2 separate regions of the Homo sapiens genome follow, and region 1 is linked to region 2. The links are chromatin contacts, found by Hi-C or POLR2A ChIA-PET in ENCODE. All regions are on one chromosome and are shown on one strand. The core of a region is the stretch at or near the end of the contact, and the rest is flanking DNA. Distances in the headings are between cores, read along the strand shown. Region 1 overlaps STARD13 (StAR related lipid transfer domain containing 13). Region 2 overlaps USP12 (ubiquitin specific peptidase 12).

Region 1 (3,642 bases), core at 521-3,020, 6.1 Mb after region 2:
ATGAGAGTCTACATTCTGGCTCATCACTTACTAGTCGTAGAATCTTAAGCAAGTCACTCAGCTTCTCTGAACCCCAGTTTCCTCATTTTATTAGAAGGATTATAAAACCCCCTGTAAAGTAGCGTTTCTCAACAGTGGCACTATTTTGGGCCACATAATTCTTTGGTGTGGGGGAGCATCCTGTACATTACAGGAAGTTCAGCAGCATCACTGGCCTCTGCCCACTAGATGCCAGCAGCACCCACCCCCTAGTTGTGATCATCAACAGTATCTCCAGATATTACCAAATGTTCCCTGGAGGGCAAAATTGTACCTGCTTGCAAGCCTCTGCTGTAAAGGAGCCCCCTCTCCTTTAAATGTTTAATAAAACATCACCCAGAAACTTTAATTCTACCTCCCAAGGATTCAGGAGCAGCAAAGTAAACAGCTACAAATGAAATGAGAGAACTTTTGGTGGAAAACCAGGTTTGGGATAAAATTGAGTACCAATTGGCCTTGCTTAGAGATTCTGGATTTTGTTTTAATCTTGGGAAGGGAGTGGGAGTATGTTCTTCTTTCCTGTTTCACGGGGTTTGTAGGGGCTTAAATGAGCCTAATGTATTTGAAACTGCACAGAATGATGCCTGCAACTATTCACACAGTCACAACCAAAGAATTGGTGCAATGCAGCTGGCATACATGGAATGTCACCCGAGCACTCTCTTCATGTTGGGGACAAAAGAACATCGCGTGATGATTCTAGTTGGAGCATTCAGTCAAATGAATCAGTTAGGTGCCAGCCACATGCCAGAAAAAATGACAGGAACCCAGCATTACTGAATGTGTCAAACATATATTTTTTTAATCTACAAATTATTTGACACTCCTCCGATTGAATAATGGGTCTGCTCTTCTTGAACCTGAGCAGACCTTTATGGCTATGTTGACTAATAGAATACAGAAAAAGTGAAGAGGCAACTTCCAAGACTAGATCATAAAAAGTCACACACCTTGCCTTGCTCACTCTTGGGATGCAGTCTCCATGTGGGGAAGAAGGAAGCCTGGGCAACCACATGGACACATGTAGATGCACCAGCTGCCAGTCTCACTGAGGTCCTGACCGAGAGGCAGCATCCACTGCCAGTCATGCAAGTGCCCAAGGCTTCGGATGTTCCTGGAGCCCAGTCACTGAGCCAGGCATAGCCCGCAGGTCTTGCCAGCCTATGTCACAGTCATCAAAGAACAGAGACAAGCCATTTCCACCGTGTCTTTTCCAAACTCCTGACCCACAGAATCCATGAGCATAATAACATGGTTGTTTAATACCACTAAGTTTGGGACAGTTTGTTACATAGCAACAGTCATGGATCACACTTCCATGGAGCTCAACCACTAATTGCCCAAACAATGTGCTCCCTGAGGAACTTGGGTCCTGTTGGTTTAGCTCAGCTGGTGGTAATGTCAGAAACAGCCAGGGAATGAGTCTGCCATTGGCATGGAGAGGCAATTAGGGTCACGTATTTCATCAGCAGAGTCTAGAGGTCTTTCTTGACACATAGAAGGGTTGCAGAGGTTATGACCTCTTCCATGCCACCCATGAACAGAATGGCTTGATCAGCAGGAAAGAGAGAATTGCATTGACATATAAATACGGGACAAGAACACTAAGTGGGAGCCTTCAAAGAAGAAGGCTCCTTTGAGAAGCCTGGAAACTTCCGGAGCTGGTTACTGGGTCAGGAGCAGCCTATTCTAGAGAACAACCTGGCATTGACTCAGAGGCTGGGCAGTGGCCTCTAGTTCTTGCATGCTGGGAGAAGTTACGGGAATGGGTGTGACCATGACCTGCCAAGCAGAGAGTCTTTGCTGACTCAACATAACCTCTGCCCATCTTGACCCCTAGAGACAACCCGTCTTGATGAAGAGAAATAAAAGTGGCCTGGATTTGAGGGAAATAGTGAAACATTGCTTTCCAAACAGGAGTCAAGAGACTAGAGTGTGCTGAGAGAATAGCAGAATGTGTGCAGGGGTGCTAATGAGCACAGAGATCATTCAGGATCATTTGCGCATTTTCAGAGTAAGCCAGTTCTCCGAGGTGGCTTCTTCCTCCTTGAAGCACACAAACTCTGTTTCCTGAAGCTTCCTTACTCATCTCATTTAATTTGGATTTAACCTGCAGCTAGAGATTCAGAATCTGAACTACAATTCAGGTGGAGAAGTTAAACTCTATATTAATAGCTCTTATAAAATACTCTATGAGTATTTTTTATTCAGTATCAGTGGGGCAGCTGCCTGAGGCAAATATGTGCAATTTCCTACTTCATTAAATATTTAAACATCTTTACTTCTGGAAGAGTTCACATTTGAAAATCTCCTTCTTGCTAAGATGCTGACAGACCACTTAGGAATTTGGTGTAAACAATATGAACAGGTGTCCTATAGGGACATTTGTTTATTGAGTTTCTTTACAAATTAATCTTGGGGTTTACAGCTATTTCAGACAACTTGTACCAATTTAACTAGTGTTTTGGTTTATTCACATTTCTAAAATCAGGCACTAAATTATGTTGTATTTGGGCAAATTTTACTCTAAGAATTATAAAATATGAAATAGTTCAAGCAACTATAATGTTAGCAGTTTAAAATTCAAATCTCCTTGCCACTCATATTAAATTCATTTAATGTTCGTAGTTTATTGTATTTATCCCTTTTCAATACATTTTTAGTCATGCCAAAAGCAGGAAGAAAATGTATATGATTCCAGTGAAATTTCTGTTGTAAGGTGACCCAGACTTTACTGAGTAAGAATTACTGATGACACAAATCACTGAAGAGGTGTCTTGAAGTAGAATAAAAATCTCAAGCAGAAGGTACAGTAATAAATTCAAATTAATGGGTTCTTATCATGGGGAGTGGGGAGAGAACATGAAGAGATACATTAGGAATTGTAAACATAAAAATTTTATAAGGCATGTAAACATTGTCCATCCCGAAAAGTTATGGAGCTATCTCTTGTATTTATAATTTCTTTATCACCATAGTTAAGATCCTCATCCCTCATGGTATTTTTCTGAGTAGTCACTGTAACTGCAGCAGCAGCAGAAGCAACAACCACTCTAAGGAGAAGCCTGGAGCTGTGGCAGAACACAGACAGCAATAGACAGCCTTGGGTTCACCTCCTGGCTCCGCTAGTTATTTGGGTTTAACTGGAACAAGTGACTTTAACCTCTCTGGGTTTTCGTTTCTTAATCTTTAAAATGGGAACATCAATGGTACTTCCTCTTCTGAGGATTACATGACATAATTATTGATCATGTTTAGGCAGGGCCTGCATAAAATACATGCTCAACCACGATGACTATATCTTTACATTCAGTCTGGCCACTTCAAACCCATGTTTATCTATTCATCTTTCTAGGCTGCTCTTTTTGTCCTATTTCTGCTCTACTTAAAAGCCCTCAGGAGCTCCCTATTACCTATCAAATAAATTTCAAACTCACTGCAGTCTGGCCTCAAACTTTTTTGCCAACCTTATCATCTGTATTTCCTATAACCTCCACATGTCACTGAATTTGGACTACATTCTAAATTGCTCAAGTCATACTTTTCCACTCATTCTGTTGCCCTGCTTAGGACAACTCTGCGATTTTGCCCGGTGGAAATACA
Region 2 (3,728 bases), core at 88-2,587:
AAACACCCAGGGCAGTAGTTGATGAAGGGAGAAGAGAGCACAGCATGCAAACCAGCTACTATTCCCTACTCCTCAGCATCCCCAGAGGCGGGCACAGGACCACCTCCTAGAGCAGCTGCCTAGTAACAGGGCTGGCAGCGGGAACCTTGCCCTCAACAATTTAGGATTGTGCATTTTGCTCAGTTCTGGCAGTAGCCTGGGGAAACAGCACAGATTCTTGCTTTTGTTTCTGTCCCCTTAGGCTGCAACCTTTCTTGTTTTTTTCCCTTTATTGAGGGGGATGGGGATCCAGACATTATACTAAATCTCTATCAAGTCATAGCTGTCCAGAGATAGTAAGACAGAAACTTCAGTGACCACACACAACAAGGAATACAGACTTTGCAAAACTGGTTTAGAAAAGTCATTATACAAATGGATGACTGCAAGCCTCAAAAAAGCAATCACTGAGGAGGTGGAGAATCTGATTTTCAGAGTCACCACATTACAACATTCAAACTGTTCAGTTCTCACACACACACAAAAAAAATCACAAAACATGCCAAAAAAAAAAAAAAAGGAAAATATGGTGTATTTGCAGGAAAAAAGAATTTGACAGAAACCATCCCTGAGGAATTCCAGACACTGGAATGACTAGTCAAAGGTATTATTAAATCAATCGTATCAACGGTATCACACTGGGGTCCCAAAACAAGAGCTGAGCACGCTTACTTCCCCACGACTAACGTGGTTTTTTCAGTGAGTCACTTGTTGAAATCTCAAATTTCCTGGATGAGAACCATTTCTGCAGGGATCAAATGAGGTCAAATCACAAGTCCAAAAAGATTACACAAGTATCACAAGTCCAAAAGATTAGCTAATTCTTGAAGGCAACAACATTTAAATTCCACCACTTTGCTTCAGCAAGCCGTGACGCTTAAAAACAAGGGTGTCAGAAAAATTCTGGATGAAAAGATCAGTTCATGAAAGTAAGGAAGGAATAGTGTTGTGCAGCTATAGAAATAACAAGAGCTGAATGACACTCAAAGTTTATGTGTGGCATTTTCAAAATGCAGTAAAATTCATTTTTTAAAATAAGCACAGATTTACATATGTTAAACACAATTTGAATACAAATTCAGAATGCAGGAAGCAGTCAATATGGGAACTTGAGTGTGGGTACATTACAAAGAAGAAAGGTAAGAACTGGTAAGAGACACTTTAGCCATAGCAGGCCAGAAGGCTGCACAGGTGTGAAACCCTCCTGGTGAGAGGGTGAGCAGTGAGCTCCACCACCACTTCTCAAACCACGTGACTCTGGGTGAGTCACTTTCTCAGTCTTAGTTTCCTCACCATATCATACAGGAAAATACCTACTCTGCCTACCTCGGGGTTACAGAAATCAAATAGTGAATGTGAAAGTGCTGTAAAACGTAAAGCATTATGTAAAGGTATGACTAGAAACATGAGTCATTTGGATTTTTCTAAGTAATCATTTTACCAAAGTGAGCAACGTGATGGAAACTTGCCCCAGTAGAGTGAAGTACCTTGTTCAAGTACACTTGGTTTTGAAAGCCACTATGTAAATGGAAAAGAGACCACTCTTTAACCTATGTAAAAGTCTGAGGTTAGCTTCCTATGGACAGTTAAAATATCAGAACAAGCACCAAATCCCTTTCATATGCTTTGTATAAAACCTTTTATTTTATAAGTACTCTAAGTTCACAATCTAAAAATAATTCAAACTGTAAAGAGGGTGTAAAACTCAAAGTATTATTCACCACTCCCTCTCTTAAGGTTCATTTCCCTGGAGACAATACCCATTAACGGTTTTAGTTCTTAATAATGATTATCATAACTTTAAATAATATATTGCATGCCTCAGTCAACAGCTCTTAATTCTGTGCTTTTGCAAGAAGAGAAATTGACACACACACTACCTCCCAACTCTCCTTCCACAGGCCACCTCCTAATTTTTATTACGTGTCACTGGGTAGAGTATTGTTCTAGTGCTTCTACTGGTTCTACATCTAAATCTTTAGCTAGATTTACCAATTCTCATATAGCACGTAAGAAATCCGGGCTATGAAACAAAAGGAAATAAGCACATTCACCTTTCCTGCTATCCCTCATTTCCTCCACCTCCCAGCCACTTACTCATATATTCAGGGATTATAACATTTACATTAGCTTCTATAATTATATCTTCCATGCTTTATCTTTGGTGTATTCAAAAAGCAATTAACTAGAAAGAGTAGATACTTGAAGGGTAGCTAATGTGTGCAAAGGAGATTGGCTTATGAAGTAGAGAGGGGCCAGTAGAAATGTTAGTAACTTCAAACAAGAAAATTTTAGTTACACATGTTAAAAAATGTATAGGTTACTAGCAAAACATAAAATATCATTCCAATAAAAAGCAGTACAGGAAGGCAAAAAAAAAGAAAAGAAAAAGAAAAAGCAAAGGAACAGAAATATAGCCCTCACTCATTAAATTACTGCCCCTCGAAGGAGACTCTTCCATGTTCCAATCTCTTGGTTGTCCTCAAGTGTCTGGAAATCCCTGGTTGGCTGTACGGCTTTGTGAATGAAAGATGGTTAGTGTAAGTATCTCAAGAGGGTTTCCTCTGCATTTGCGTAGGTCTGGCTGTCCTAAAAGATCGTTGGTTTCAAGTTCTATGTGTGTGAGGAGCTGGTGGGCACGTTAACAAGAAGAGCAGTACTCAGAATAGGAATGTCCTTGTCCTGTGTCTGCTGTAAAAACCAAAGTGCTATGTATGAGCTCTTCTCTGCTCTCTCCACTCTCACGCACTCCTCAGACAAAAGATCACCCACTTTCTGGCAAGACCATGACTCTAGCCTTATCCTAAAGGTGAAAGCCTGGCAAACCAGCCACTCTGAAGGGGACAGAAAGGAGGCTCCATTGAGCCAGCTATTCTGAATGAACTTCTTTAATTACCATGGTGATGGCAACACAGCCATGCTCCTACTATGAACTGTTGATTCCAAACTCAAGCTTCCACCAGGGCTCTCTCAAGAAGCCCAGGGTCAGCTGTTAACTAACACTTATTAATTATTCTCTCTCCTGCTGTAACTTTTTCTACTAGCTGTTGTCTCTCTAATCCTATTTACTATCTTGCAATCCTCTAGGAATCCTCAAAAATATCTGATCTATTAATAACACAGTCTATCCTCTAGCTCTATTCCAGTTCAATAAACTTAACGCAAACACCACACTCACCACACTCACATGACATCTTTCTGTTATTTCTATAAAAATTTTAGAATGGGTGTGCACATGCTTAGACTGATCTCAGGATCCTTTATAACATAGTTTAACAAGAATAGTATTACTTCAAAGTAGTCTACTCTTCCCAGAATATAAATTATCATCTAAATTACGTAAAAAGCTTTGCTAGTAAACATCTACAATACCATCCTGGCTAACATGGTGAAACCCCGTCTCCACTAAAAAATACAAAAATTAGCCGGGTGTGGTGGCGGGCACCTGCAGTCCCAGCTACCGGTGGGGCTGAGGTAGGAGAATGGCATGAACCTGGGAGGGCGGAGCTTGCAGTGAGCCAATATCGCGCCACTGCGCTCCAGCCTGCGACAGAGCAAGACTCTGTCTCAAAAAAAAAAAAAAAAAAAAATTCTACAATAATGGGAGAAATACCTGGAGCTAAATCAATCTGATCGGAAACTCTCAGCCCATACCAAAGCAGGTTTCATTCAGACCACTATTTCACTAA

Evidence for each region. A loop is a pair of places that touch in the nucleus more often than their neighbours do. ChIA-PET counts read pairs that join two places held with the same protein, here RNA polymerase II (POLR2A).
Region 1: a map of gastrocnemius medialis shows a loop between it and region 2 (31-fold over the local background). The contact joins two enhancer-like sites. A Hi-C loop is called at or near these places in 1 of 168 maps with a recorded cell type or tissue (gastrocnemius medialis). POLR2A ChIA-PET finds 5 or more read pairs at or near these places in 1 of 52 experiments (MCF 10A).

The regions. Positions count from the first base shown.
Region 1 is chr13:33,263,006-33,266,647 of GRCh38, forward strand. The region is part of intron 1 of STARD13 (StAR related lipid transfer domain containing 13); the gene reads right to left. Among named protein-coding and RNA genes, the nearest start is that of STARD13-AS, 13 kb to the right of the region's middle. Within about 2 kb of position 1,771, at least 9 of the 41 ENCODE cell types and tissues checked have a DNase peak (open chromatin) inside an H3K27ac peak, as active enhancers do.
Region 2 is chr13:27,130,019-27,133,746 of GRCh38, forward strand. The region is part of intron 1 of USP12 (ubiquitin specific peptidase 12); the gene reads right to left. All of the region lies in intron 1 of USP12-AS1 (USP12 antisense RNA 1), which reads left to right. Among named protein-coding and RNA genes, the nearest start is that of USP12-AS1, 6.4 kb to the left of the region's middle. RefSeq lists an enhancer at 1,053-1,122 and a silencer at 1,153-1,202. Within about 2 kb of position 1,338, at least 12 of the 41 ENCODE cell types and tissues checked have a DNase peak (open chromatin) inside an H3K27ac peak, as active enhancers do.